2 separate regions of the Homo sapiens genome follow, and region 2 is linked to region 1. A link is a loop called in an ENCODE intact Hi-C map of the cell type or tissue named here. Cell type or tissue: heart right ventricle. All regions are shown on one strand. Region 1 overlaps PDE11A (phosphodiesterase 11A). Region 2 overlaps PDE11A (phosphodiesterase 11A).

The links. Hi-C counts contacts between places; a loop is a spot of excess contacts. Peaks named below come from ENCODE experiments on the same cell type or tissue, not always from the same donor. Only the 100,000 strongest peaks of a DNase experiment are listed, where the experiment ranks them.
Region 2: a loop joins it to region 1, with 2.9 times the contacts of the local background. A loop is called at or near these places in 11 of 110 quality-filtered maps.

What each region holds. Positions count from the first base shown.
Region 1 is chr2:178,068,297-178,070,796 of GRCh38, forward strand. All of the region lies in intron 1 of PDE11A (phosphodiesterase 11A), which reads right to left. Among named protein-coding and RNA genes, the nearest start is that of PDE11A, 3.2 kb to the right of the region's middle. In heart right ventricle, a CTCF peak has its summit at 1,427; no DNase peak of the experiment used is centred here.
Region 2 is chr2:177,798,615-177,801,114 of GRCh38, forward strand. The region is part of intron 9 of PDE11A (phosphodiesterase 11A); the gene reads right to left. Among named protein-coding and RNA genes, the nearest start is that of PDE11A-AS1, 130 kb to the left of the region's middle. In heart right ventricle, a CTCF peak has its summit at 1,127 (motif pointing right); no DNase peak of the experiment used is centred here.

The sequences.
Region 1 (2,500 bases):
GAGGAAAGTAATGCAAAATAATGAAATAAACTGAGGGGTTTTGGGCTGTCAGAACTTCTATTCAATTTTAGCATTTCATTAAATATTCTACCCTTGACTCCAGAATGCCACGCTTATCATCATAATTTTGTCTCTTCAATGCCTTTCTCTTGCCCATATTAGGAACCCCCAAGAGTATCATCAATATAATTATTAAATGATTAAATTTGGAAATTCTGTGTGATAAAAAAAAAACCTTACCTCCTGAAGAAAAAATACACTGTCTGAAGCTGAGCAAGAAACACCTTAAAAATATAGTAGTTAACAAAGAATCAGGAAGGATGGTTACATATTTACATAGAAACTTCAAGATGCTTGCATATATGGTACAAATTAAAACATCATCACAAAAGAACATGTATTTGGAAGGTTGTCGGTTTTCATTAAGAGAAATCTGTAACACCAGGAAATGCAAAGGATGGAGGAAAATGCTAGAACTGGGGAAGGATGCAACATCCTTCCCTACAACAACCCTATAAAAAGTTTATACTGCATGTCTTACTAACAGGAACAAAGTATAGAACTTTTGATAGGCTAGGATATAGTGTTACCAAACCACATTTAGGGACATTTTAAGTAGAGAATGGAAGGATAGATATTTTCATGTTCCTTGAATGTAAACCTGGTTTCAAAATACTTAATTTAAGGGTGGAGCATGGAAAAGATTAGGCTGGTCAAAATGTGCTGACTTCACATCTCAGTTCCAGATAAGGAGAAAAACAATATAAAATAAGGTAAACAGAAAGAAAAAGAATATCAGCAAACTAGGTATCATCATTATCTTCATAAACTGTAACCATTTCCTGGGTAATTGCAATGTACCAGATATTATTTTAGGGGCTTTGACACAATATCTCATTTTATTGAGATAAACAAAAATAATCTTTGCTAGGTAGGTATTATTGTCCCCATTTTATGGGTGAGGAAATTGAGGCTGTGAGAGATTAAGAAATTCTCCAAGGTCACACCATTGGTGACTGTAGCGTCCCATAATAAAGAAAAAAAAGTAGCTTTATCAAAGAAGAGTAGCATAAGTAAAATGAAGAAAACTACACCAAGTTAAAAATACAGAGATACATAAAAGAAGCCAATGGAAAAAGAAAAGAGAAACTTTCTAACCAAATGAAAACAAGGTAAACCAAGGGTAAATTCCCAACCCATACAGCACGTTTCCCCTACCTGCCTTTTGCCAGTCCTCCCAACAACCCAGTCCCCTTTTGTGGCCATCATTACTACTCTGGGGGGAAAAGGGAAAAAAAAAAACTCCTCTTTCCCAATGTCAGCTTCCAAAAATATTAAAAGGCAACTTTGCTTTACACTCTGCAGAGTAAGGGTAGAGCCCACAGGAAGCATCAGCTGCTGAAAACCTGCTTTCCCCTGCCTGTGATGACACCTACAGCCACAATTCTAGACAGCAGCAAGACAAGTTAACTGTTGAAGAGGCTAAGAATTATGCTCTTAAAGAAAGGACAGTATGAAATAAAGGTTAGGGCCTGAAAGAGGACGGTAAGAAATAAAAGCTATAGAAATGGGAGAAAATCAATTGGGGATGAAGTTCAAAAGTAAGGGCAATAAAGAGAAAAGGCTGCAACCCTAGGCTGGAATAAGTATCATTGAACTAGGAAGGGATTTTTCTTTAGCCCAAGCATACAAAAAGGATGTGGGAAAAAAAAATTGGAAAGAAGAAAATGTGTGATTGTTTTATTTCTCTAGAAATAATAATTTGTGACAAAATTTTTATAGAATCTTCAACATATGAATTATTAAATGCTTATATTTCTTCTCATAGCTTTCTAGGATTGTAGAGGAATAAACACTTGTTGAAAACCACTCATTGTTGCTTCACCTACACCTTTTAAAGTTTCCAAGAAAGATACAATGAATAATGCACTTAGTCTATAATAAAAAGTTAACAAAAATGGTATTTTGAGAAACATCCTTTAATATTAAAGTGTTAGGTTGGCAGATATCTCACAAAAATATGAAACTTGGCTTTAGTACAAGCTAGTCAATTTTCTATGTAAAATTGTCAACTTTCAGATGAAATAGATAAAATTTTACCTTTAGTGTCCTTCCCACTCTTTTTGCTATTCTCAGCAACAGCAACTAAACTCTAGAGAAACATGTAGCTCCCTGAGACCACTGGAAGAAGTACTTACCAGATGACTATAAAACTTTCCTAACCAAGGATGAGAATTTTTAATTCTTATGAACCCTGAAGAAGTCTCATAGAAAATAACATCAAGTCTCATCATATTCAGTGAATAAGTACTGAAGAAATTAGAATGGACTGGTTTCAGATCCAGCATCTAATATCAAGTTCAAAATGCTGTGAAAATGAAAGGCTCAGAAAACCCAGATGAGAGCATGTTGGGTTTCCTTTTCCACTTGAAACTAACATGTTTACCCTGCTGATGGCTTTGGAGTTGCTAAAAAATTATCAATATTTGTTGTTTGTTTC
Region 2 (2,500 bases), 270 kb before region 1:
TGTTAAAAAATTACCTTACTGGATTCTGGTATAAAATGATATCTGATGAAGAAAGGAGTAGTGGAATATAACCCTAAGTGTAAAACAAATATTGGTGTATATATATCCTGAGTATATAAATATATTGAGATAAATAAACACATAAACAGAGAGAAGAGACAAATATCCCATACAAAAGAATTCTAAATAATATATGTAGATAATTCCTCTTCAAGGAGGTGGAGCATAACTCCCCACTCCTTAGGTGTGAGCTGTGCATAGTGACTTCCTTCTAAAGACTACAGTGTAGAAAGAGGAAAAAAGAGTAACTGTACATTGGGGAAACCTGACAAACACTACTTCCACCAGACGATCAAGGTTAACATCAATCATGGTAAGTCATTTTGATAGTATGTCCCCTTGATATGATGTGATTAAAATGGCACTTAACCTCTGTGCCTTCCTCCCCCAAACCCATAATTTTGGTGTAATCGTGAGGAAAACATTGAACAAATTCTAATAGAGGGAAACTCTACAAAATACCTGACCAGTTTGCTCGAGACTGTCAAGGTCAACAAAATTGAAAAGTATGAAAAAGTATCACAGCCAGGGAGAGTCTAAGGAGACATGATGAATCAATGTAATAGGGTATCCTGAATGAGATCCTGGTACAAAAAGGGGATATTTGGTTAAGATTAAGGAAATATGAATCAAGTATGGACTTTAGTTGATAATAATATAGCAATATGGTTCATTAATTATAACAAATGTACCATATCTTAATAGAGGAAACTGGGTATGAGGTATAAGGGAACTCTCTGTACTATCTTCCCAATTTTTCTGTAAATCTAAACTGTCATAAAATATAAAGTTTATTTCTAAAAAATGATACCTCACGGCTGATTCTCCATGTAAGTTCTCCCACTTTCCACAGAATACCTAAATGAAAACCTAGAAACCATCAATAACTAAAACTGATAACCTACTACTAGAATATGAGAAGAATTTTCACCAAGTATAAGGCAGATGCAGCTGGACTCAGAAAAATAACTAGTAGCTTAACCATGCTTTATCTCCACCCCCAAAATGAAGCAGTCCCCCTTGGTCTGAAAGAAGATGGGAAGGCATTGTTCTGAAAGCAGTCTCCAGAGGGCAGTGTTCCTTTCTGTACTGTCTGAGCTCTCATTCAGAGACCCAGGATCTGTGCTAACCAGAAAATTAACCAGTTCACCTTCTACTGAATGGTAGCTGTTTTTGAAGTATTCGCTTTCATCTTGTGGGAAAGAGTCACTGCAAATAAAGCACTGTATGATGGTGGGGGGTGGGGGATGTTATAATATAAATAACTACTACTTTTGACATTATATGAACACAGTGGTAAAGATTTTACTGGCGTTAATTCACTTCATCGTTATTAACAATCCCACAAGGTTGGGAAGTGAGAACAATGAAGCACAGAGAAATTGACCTGCCCTGAGATGCACAGGTAAAAAAGTAGCACAGCTGAAATTAAAATCCTAATAGTCTCAGAACAAAGGTTAAAAAAAAACCTTAAGAATAATCCTAACAGTCTAATTAAAAAAATTTTTCTTTTTTTTTTTTGAAACAGGGTCTTGCTTTCTTCCCCAGGCTGTGGCATGATCATAGCTCAGTGCAGCCTCGAATTCCAGGGCTCAAGGGATCCTGCCACCTCAGCTTCCTGAGTAGCTGGGACTATAGGTGCATGCCACCATGCCTGGCTAATTTTTTTTCCCTTTTGTAGAGATGAGATCTTGCTATATTGCCCAGGCTGGTCTCAGACTCCTGGCTTCAAGCAATTCTCCCACCTTGACCTCCCAAAGTGCTGGGATTACAGGTGTGAGCCACCGTGCCCAGCCTCTAACAGTCTAATTTTAAAGCCTGCCCTTTTAATCACCTAACTGTAGTTCATTCAAAAACCCTCGTAGCAGCGTATGCTGAGGATTGAGATTCTTGTACTTTAATTATGATTTTTATTTGTATTTTACTATACTTGATCCACTCAACAAACATTTCCTACATGCCTACTGTGTGCTGCTGGTACTGGGCACATAATGGTGAACCAGACCCATAGACATATTTCTATACATAAGGGATCCAGAATCCACTGAGACCTGATGGGGGGAAGAATATTCCATCTCAGCCTAGCAGGAGTACACTAGATCTATGTCTACATGCTAGATGCTGAGAATCAGCCTAGTAACTAAATATTAGTACATAAGTTTGCTCCCCTTTTGTATATCTAACCAAGGAGATTCAACAGGACATAAGTGGACCACAAAAGAGCTCAGGGGCAACCCCAAAGTCTTGCCTGTTGGCAAACACTGCAGTCCAAGGGAAGGAGAGAAGCACCCTAAAAACCCAGAGAGAATGTTTTAATACATCTGATAATTGTTTCATGCATGCAACCTTTTAGAAATCTTATGCTTAGTATCTTCAAAGATACAAGAAGAAAGAGCATCATTGAAAGTGGATCAGAAAACCATATAGGCAAAATATGTTT